Regions from separate parts of the Homo sapiens genome. Here region 2 is linked to region 1. A link is an interaction called in ENCODE POLR2A ChIA-PET data of the cell type or tissue named here. Cell type or tissue: B cell. All regions are shown on one strand. Each heading gives the region's core, and the rest is flanking DNA. Links, peaks and the distances in the headings are about the cores only. Region 1 overlaps PPM1N (protein phosphatase, Mg2+/Mn2+ dependent 1N (putative)). Region 2 overlaps GPR4 (G protein-coupled receptor 4).

Region 1 (4,384 bases), core at 280-4,279:
TAGAGTTCAATGGCGCAATCTCGGCTCACTGCAACCTCCACCTCCTGGGTTCAAGCGATTCTCCTGCCTCAGCCTCCCAAGTAGCTGGGATTACAGGCATGCACCACCAAGCCCAGCTAATTTTTGCATTTTTTAGTAGAGATGGGGTTTCTCCATGTTGGTCAGGCTGGTCTCGAACTCCTGACCTCAGAAGATCTGCCCACCTGGGCCTCCCAAAGTGGTGGGATTACACGTGTGAGCCACTGCGCCTGGCCGAGACCCCATCTCTAAAAAAAAAAAAAAAATTAACTGGGTGTGGTATCATCCATCTGTGGTCCCAGCTACTTGGGAAGATGAGGTAGGAGGATTGCTTGAGCCCAGGAGTTCGAGGCTGTGGTGAGCGATGATTGCGCCATTATACTCCAGCTTGGGATACAGACTTAGACCTTGTCTCTTAAAAAAACGGGTGGCATGAAGTGTGTAAATGACGTGGGTGACATAGAATGAAAACATCCATTAAGTGGATAAAAAGTTGCCAGAGATACGAAGGGAATGAAAAAAATCAAGGAAACACCCAGAATACCATATATTAATACATGTAAAAAGTCCACTTTAAACTCATTGCAAGGGTTACCAGTGAGATAGAGAGTGTGGGGTTAATTTGGTGGTCACAGAGATCTTTTTTTTTTTTTGTAGAGACAAGGTTTTGCTATGTTGCCCATGCTGGTCTCGAATTCCTGGAATCAAGCTGCCTCGGCCTCCCAAAGTGCTGGGATTACAAGTGTGAGCCACCGCACTTGGGAGGTCTCAAGTCTGTCTTGAAAATGCCAAATTTGGCCGGACCTGGTGGCTGGCTCATGCCTGTAATCCCAACATTTTGGGAGGCCGAGTTGGGTGGATCACCTAAGGTCAGGAGTTCGAGACCAGCCTGACTAACATGGTGAAACCCTGTCTGTAGTAAATACAAAAAGTTAGCCTGGTGTGGTGGCACGTGCCTGTAATCCCAGCTACTTGGGAGGCTGAGGCAGGAGAATCACTTGAACCCAGGAGGCGGAGGTTGCAGTGAGCCGAGATTGCACCATTGCACTCCAGCCTGGGCAACAAGAGTGAAAACTCTGTCTCAAAAAAAAAAAAAAAAAGGGGGGAAATTTTATCCTGCTTCTAAGCCTTCATACTGATTGTTCCCTCTGCCTTAGAACACTCTTTGGGGTATTTGCGGAGCTGACTCTTCTCTGTCAGGTCTCTGCTCAACTGTCCCCTCCTCAGAGACCTTTCCTGATTCCCCTGTTTCAAAAGCCACCTCCCCCACCACGGAAAATTGAGTGGCTGAAGTGTGAGAGGGATAGAGAAAGACTTCATTGTATGCCATCTTGCACTCTTTGCATTTCAAACCAAGTGAATTTATTACCCATTCAAAACTACCTGAATTAAATAAATCAAAATTTTAAAAATTGGAAAAAGTAAAAAACCCGAAGTAGCTCCCCTAGTCATTTTCTCAACACATCCTCCTGTTTTATTTTCTTCGTGACACTTGTCAGTGTGCAAGATGACTTCATTTTTTTAGTATTAATTACAGACTGGGCGGGAGAATGGCATGAACCCGGGAGGCGGAGCTTGCAGTGAGCCGAGAGAGCACCCTTGCACTCCAGCCTGGGTGACAGAGCGAGACTCCGTCTCAAAAAAAAAAAAAAAAAAAAAAATTACAGATTGCATCTTGCTATGTTGCCCAGGCTGGTCTCGAACTCTTGGGCTCAAGTGATCCTCCCACCTCAGACTCCCCCAAGTGCTGAGATTACAGATGTGGACCACTGCGCCTGGCGAGATGACTTTATTTATTGATTCCCTTGTTTGCTGCGTCTCCTGACCAAGAGGTCAGCCCCACAGTGGCAAGGATCTTGGTGGGTCAGCCTGGTTCATGACTGTGAGGCTAAGACCTGGCACACAGCAGGTGCCCTGTAACGTATTTGCTAACAGACTAGGCAAAACATGTCTTCTTGTTTTTTACAAGAAAATGTATTTGGAATCACTTATGTAAATAAAGTTTAATAATCAAAACTCTACTTCCCCTCAAAAACAGATGAGTAATAAGAAGGAAAGAGGTTATTGGACTGGGTTATCTCTCAGAATCTGTTCGGCTCTGAATATTTCAAAAACATTTGGTTGGGTTTTTTTGTTTTTTTTTTTTTTTTTTTTTTTTTTCGATTTGGGCTTTTTTCTTTTTGGTCTGGATGTTGGTGGAATTTCCCCATTCGTAAGACTTTTCTGTGAGAGGGAAGTAAGAGAAGAAGAAATAAGCATTTTGGGTTCCTACATTGGCCTTCCTTCCTTCCGCTGGTACATGTAGTTGGGGAAAGGGTCGGTTTTCTTCTTTAGTTCTGTTGAGGCCCCAGAGAAGCAAAGGATCCCCAAAGGACAACAGCTGTCAGGCCTCCATGTCCAAGGCTGAGCCCAAATGCGTGGGGTTGGACTTCCCAGCCCCATCCTGCCCCTTCTGTAACACAAAATGTGGGAGAAGGTAATGAGAAATTCTGTCTTGTCTCCTGGCACCTCTTCCTTTTCCTTTGAGGGACCACCATATCCCATCTCACAATCCATTAAGGTTTGAATGGAGTGGACCCCAACCCCAAGTGCGACCCCAGCCTGGCCAATCAGACACAGTGACTGGTCAGCATGTGACCTGGTGTGGCCAATGAGAACCAGCCCCCAAAGACCACTGCTGCAACTCCGGGGAAATTGGCAAACTTTCTCCACTGGGGAGGACAGGCTGCTGGGGTGTAAGCCTGGAGCTGCAAGTCTCCGCTACCTTAGGAGGAGACCCTGAAAGGTAATGAAGCCAACTCGGAGAAAATAAAAAGAGACCATTCATGATGACATCATCTGACAACTAGATGCAGCCATGCCTTAAGACTCTAAACTCTTCAATTACATGGCCCAGTAAATTCCCTGTTTTGTTTTCCCAGCTTGAATTGGGCTTCCATCTCTCACGACTCAAAGAAAACTGACAAATACCTCCTTCAGCTACTGAGAAATTGTCAACAATCCTCCCTCATCAACATGATAATCACCAAACTCCCACCTCTGCCATGCAAAGGCCTTGGGGCTCTAAACCCAGCTTCCTCCCTCCCATTTCTTCCCTGATGCCACTCCATGCCTTGGTCCACCACTATACATCTTTGGATATCTCCAAATTCTCCTTAGCTATCTGGGCCCCATTACAGCTTCTCTTGTCTAAGACCTGGATCATACTCATGTATGTCCTGATGGTATCTGCTGTGCGTCTAGGCCTTAGAATTGGTCATTAGCATTCCCTGAATGTTTCCATCTTATTCTTGGATGTGGGAAGCACTTGGGCTGATGGGGCACTGCAGAGCGTTGCCGGCTCACATTTCTTGGAGGGGAATCACAGTCTCTTCTCTGCATCTGCGTCTCCCTCCTCATGCCTTGCACAATGCTTCAGGGCTGGGAGTAGGAATGTATTAATATAGCAAGCTGGCTGGGTTGCAGTGGCTCCCGCCTGTAATCCCAGCACTTTGGGAGGCCAAAGCAGGAGGATCCCTTGAGCCCAGGAGTTTGAGACCAGCCTGGGCAACATAGTGAGACCCAGTCTAAAAAAAAAGAGAGAGAGAAAAGAAAGGAAGGAAGAAAAGAAAAAAAGAGAAAGAAAGAAGAGAAAAGAGGAATAAAATATATCAGGCAAATCCCTTATCCTCACTGGCTTCAATTTCCCTGTCACTAAGAGGGGTGGGCGGGGGGGCGTCCCCTCCTAAGAGAAACACTGGAGAACACAGGATCCTTACCTCTCCGCACTCTTCTGAGACCTGGCAGATCTGAGAATAAACTTCAGCAATGACAGTGGCCCTGGAGAGCACAGGAAGGCCCTCAGGAGGGGACTCTCCTCCTTCCACCCCACCCTCATTCCACCCCACCCTTCCTCACCCCAACTCACTTGCAGTCCAGCCCTCCCCCAGGAGGTAAATCTGGGATGTCCTCTGAGGCCAGAGTCCTGAAAACTGTGTTCAGGCTGGGGGGCTTCTGAGCAGAGGCACACAGTTCTGAGAAAGAGTCAAGAGTTAGGCTGGGCACAGTGGCGCACGCCTGTAATCCCAGCACTTTGGGAGACCAAGGCGGGCGGATCACTTGAGGCCAGGGGTTCGAGACCAGCCTGGACAACATCGTGAAACCCCGTCTATACTAACAATACAAAAATTAGCTGGGTGTGATTGTGCATGCCTGTAATCCCAGCTACTCAGGAGGCTGAGGCAGGAGAATCGCTTGAACCCGGAAGGCAGAGGTTGCAGTGAGCCAAGATCACGCCACTGCACTCCAGCCTAGGAGACAGAGCAAGACTCCATCTCAAAAAAAAAAAGAAAAAAAGAAAAAGTTATGGCACAGCCTTCACTGGCCA
Region 2 (4,384 bases), core at 162-4,161, 89 kb before region 1:
AGAGTTAGACTAGTCTGGCATTTCCTGAAGCATGATATGATACCTGTGCCAGTTTTACAGGAATTCTGCAGGAAAATGCTAAAATCTGAGTTGGGTCATTTTTTTCCCTTTTTCTCTTTCTTTCTTTCCTTTTTTTTTTCTTTTTTTTCTTTTCTTCTTTTTTTTTTGAGACAGAGTTTTACTCTTTTGCCCAGGCTGGAGTGCAGTGGTGCGATCTCAGCTCACTGCAACCTCCGCCTTTTGGTTTCAAGCAATTCTCCTGCCTCAGCCTCCTGTGTAGCTGGGATTACAGGCACGTGCCACCACATCCAGCTAATTTTTGTATTTTTAGTAGAGATGGGGTTTCACCATGTTGGCCAGGCTGTTCTTGAACTCCTGACCTCGTGATCTGCCTGCCTCGGCCTCCCAAAGTTCTGGGATTACAGGTGCGAGCCACCACACCCTACCTTTTTTTTTTTTTTTTTTTTTGAGACAGGGTCTCACTCTGTTGCCCAAGCTGGAGTGCCGTGGTGTGATTATAGCTCACTACAGCCTGAATCCCCTGGGATCAAGTGATCCTCCTACCTCAGCCTCCCCAGTAGCTGTGACTACAGGTATGTACCACCACACCTGGCTAATATTTTTATTTTTATTTTTTGTAGAGACTGGGTCTCACTGCATTGCCCAGGCTGGTCTTGAACTCCTAGGCTCAAGCGAACCTCCCACCTCGGCCTCCCAAAGTGTTGAGATTACAGGCATGAGCCACTGCACCCGGCCTGAGTTGGGTCTTTATTCTAATATCTGTCAGGGGAAAATATGCCTGACACCTCAAATCTGTGTTTTCAGAGAGTGGTTGCTTAGGATGGGGCTGAAGTAGGCATTGTTGGGGTGTCCAGTCTCTGCAGTTCACAGCAATTATGGTGAGGAGTGTGGGGAGAAGAAGGTTGGAGTGTCCATGACTCCCTCACTGCTGTCCTCTCTCCCAACAGGCACTGCAGTCAGCGGTGAACTGACTTCATCCCAATCCCTCAGCCCCCACCAGGACCAGTCTGGAGTCCCTCCCCTGCCCCCATTGAAATTTCCCTTCCGTCCCCAAACTTACCTCTGATCTAGACCTTACTCACCTCCTTCCTGTTTCCTAAGACTCCTTCCTGCCGTCCACAGACCGAGCCTTTTATCTTTGTCCACCCTGTGCCAGACACCTCCTTTTCCAGAACCTTCTCCTTACTGGTGACCTTACTTATCTCTGTTGCTTTCTGGGGTCCTAGGAAATGCCAGCACTCCCACCCACATTGCCTGAACTTTCCAACACTCCCTAACTGCGCTGTGTCCTATCTCAACACTTTCTCATGTATTTCTTGTGTCTTCTAGAACATTCCCCCGCCATTATTACTTCAATATGGCTACACATACTTCCTAATTGCCCTGCAAACCATCTCCTTCTCACCATTGCCCAGCGATGCTTTCGTCTCCTCCATAAACACTCCCGGAGACCAATTTTTGTGTCACCCCCATACTCCCTCGTTGACACACTGACTCCATACATAACCTCCTTGAAAAACCTCTTTATTAATCTCACCATCCTCCAGACTTCCCTCCTGTCATAATTCCATCCCTCCTCCAACTTTTCCCTCTCAAGCTCTGCCCTTCCCAGCCCAGCCCAGCCTACCCAACCTCATCTCTTCCCTGTAGACCACATCCCACCATGTTCCCCTGAGCCTCCAAGGAAGGGGCTCAGGGGGCCCCATGGCCTCCCGCTCCCTGTGGCCCCACAGCCCCCGTGGGCCAGGGGAAGCGCCCCAGAAGCCGAAGTGCCCACCATGGGCAACCACACGTGGGAGGGCTGCCACGTGGACTCGCGCGTGGACCACCTCTTTCCGCCATCCCTCTACATCTTTGTCATCGGCGTGGGGCTGCCCACCAACTGCCTGGCTCTGTGGGCGGCCTACCGCCAGGTGCAACAGCGCAACGAGCTGGGCGTCTACCTGATGAACCTCAGCATCGCCGACCTGCTGTACATCTGCACGCTGCCGCTGTGGGTGGACTACTTCCTGCACCACGACAACTGGATCCACGGCCCCGGGTCCTGCAAGCTCTTTGGGTTCATCTTCTACACCAATATCTACATCAGCATCGCCTTCCTGTGCTGCATCTCGGTGGACCGCTACCTGGCTGTGGCCCACCCACTCCGCTTCGCCCGCCTGCGCCGCGTCAAGACCGCCGTGGCCGTGAGCTCCGTGGTCTGGGCCACGGAGCTGGGCGCCAACTCGGCGCCCCTGTTCCATGACGAGCTCTTCCGAGACCGCTACAACCACACCTTCTGCTTTGAGAAGTTCCCCATGGAAGGCTGGGTGGCCTGGATGAACCTCTATCGGGTGTTCGTGGGCTTCCTCTTCCCGTGGGCGCTCATGCTGCTGTCGTACCGGGGCATCCTGCGGGCCGTGCGGGGCAGCGTGTCCACCGAGCGCCAGGAGAAGGCCAAGATCAAGCGGCTGGCCCTCAGCCTCATCGCCATCGTGCTGGTCTGCTTTGCGCCCTATCACGTGCTCTTGCTGTCCCGCAGCGCCATCTACCTGGGCCGCCCCTGGGACTGCGGCTTCGAGGAGCGCGTCTTTTCTGCATACCACAGCTCACTGGCTTTCACCAGCCTCAACTGTGTGGCGGACCCCATCCTCTACTGCCTGGTCAACGAGGGCGCCCGCAGCGATGTGGCCAAGGCCCTGCACAACCTGCTCCGCTTTCTGGCCAGCGACAAGCCCCAGGAGATGGCCAATGCCTCGCTCACCCTGGAGACCCCACTCACCTCCAAGAGGAACAGCACAGCCAAAGCCATGACTGGCAGCTGGGCGGCCACTCCGCCCTCCCAGGGGGACCAGGTGCAGCTGAAGATGCTGCCGCCAGCACAATGAACCCCGAGTGGCACAGAATCCCCAGTTTTCCCCTCTCATCCCACAGTCCCTTCTCTCCTGGTCTGGTGTATGCAAATTGTATGGAAAAAGGGCTGTGTTAATATTCATAAGAATACAAGAACTTAGGAAGAGTGAGGTTGGTGTGTCACTGGTCAACCTTTGTGCTCCCAGATCCCATCACAGTTTGGCGATTGTGGAGGGCCTCCTGAAGGAGGAGATGAGTAAATATATTTTTTTGGAGACAGGGTCTCACTGTGTTGCCCAGGCTGGAGTGCAGTAGTGCAGTCGTGGCTCACTGCAGCCTCCACCTCCTGGGCTCTCCAGCGATCTTCCCACATCAGCCTCCCGAGTAGCTGGGACCACAAATGTGAGCCACCATGCCTGGCTAATTTTTGTACTTTTTGTAGAAATGGAGTCTCACTATGTTTCCCAGGCTGATCTTGAACTCCTGGGCTCAAGAGATCCTCCTGCCTTGGCCTCCCAAAGTGCTCAGATTAGAGATGTGAGCCGCCATGTCTGGCCAGATAAATTAAGTCAAACATTTGGTTTCCAGAAAATAAAGACAAATAGAGAAGGTTAGATTTTTTTTTTTCCAACAAGTGGATAAAAGTCTGTGACTCGGGGGAAAGTGGAAGGAGAAATGCAGCCGATATAGAGTCATTATGTTTGCAAAGCCCCTGGTCATACAGGCCAGGGAACATAAGACCGCAATTCTAAGTTTCTAGATAAACAGCGATCTCCAAGTCAAGACTGAGGATGAAGAGGGAGAATGTCAGAACTCAAGTGAAGGGCAATCAGGGCAGACTGCCTGGAGGAGTGATGCCAGAAGGTTTGGGAAGAAGGTGTGGGACAAGAAGAAAGGGTATTTATTCATTCATTCAACAGAGGTTTATGTAGGGCACTGTGCTGGGTGGGGCTGGGGACACAACAATGACTGAGGCAGCCTGGCCTTGCCTTCACAGGGCTCACCATACACAAGTAAATAAAAAATATGTAATGTTTGGAATTGCTAAATGGGAAGGGGACATTTTTCTATGTAAAGCCAGTTGAGGGAACAGAGGATGACTTGGAGTCTGATCTGGAGGAGGGCAGAGAAGGGCTTGCTGAGGTGGCTTTCCAGCAAAGACTTGAAGCATGGGCGGCACTCAGCCTTGTGGCTGTTGTGGGAAGAGCATTTCAGGCAGAGGGAACTGCAGGTGCAAGGGCTCTGGGGTTAGACAGTGTCTGAATTTTGGGCCGGGCGCAGTGGCTCACGCCTGTAATCCCAGCACTTTGGGAGGCCAAGGCGGGCGGATCACCTGAGGTCAGGAGTTCGAGACCAGCCTGGCCAACATGGTGAAACCCCGTCTCTACTAAAATACAAAAAAAAGTAGCTGAGCGTGGTGGTGGGTGCCTGTAATCCCAGCTAGTTGGGAGGCTGAGGCAGGAGAATCGCTTGAACCCGGGAGGCAGAGGTTGCAGTGAGCTGAGATTGTGCCACTGCACTCCAGCCTGGG

The links. ChIA-PET counts read pairs that join two places held together with the same protein. Peaks named below come from ENCODE experiments on the same cell type or tissue, not always from the same donor. Only the 100,000 strongest peaks of a DNase experiment are listed, where the experiment ranks them.
Region 2: POLR2A ChIA-PET joins it to region 1 with 5 read pairs; 14 of 35 experiments call an interaction of 5 or more read pairs at or near these places.

The regions. Positions count from the first base shown.
Region 1 is chr19:45,500,103-45,504,486 of GRCh38, reverse strand. PPM1N (protein phosphatase, Mg2+/Mn2+ dependent 1N (putative)) reads right to left here. Exons shown (of 5, transcript NM_001080401.2): 3 at 3,926-4,031; 4 at 3,777-3,837; 5 at 1,974-2,470. The coding sequence ends at 2,402. It overlaps LOC107985314 (a long non-coding RNA gene), which reads left to right. Exons shown (of 2, transcript XR_007067269.1): 2 at 2,940-3,677. Among named protein-coding and RNA genes, the nearest start is that of PPM1N, 3.9 kb to the right of the region's middle. In B cell, for the core only: no CTCF peak of the experiment used is centred there; DNase peaks (open chromatin) are centred at 1,919 and 2,276.
Region 2 is chr19:45,589,282-45,593,665 of GRCh38, reverse strand. It overlaps GPR4 (G protein-coupled receptor 4), which reads left to right. Exons shown (of 2, transcript NM_005282.3): 2 at 969-3,902. The coding sequence starts at 1,800. The coding sequence ends at 2,888. Among named protein-coding and RNA genes, the nearest start is that of OPA3, 6.7 kb to the right of the region's middle. In B cell, for the core only: a CTCF peak has its summit at 2,571; a DNase peak (open chromatin) is centred at 2,475; H3K27me3 peaks cover 2,471 bases.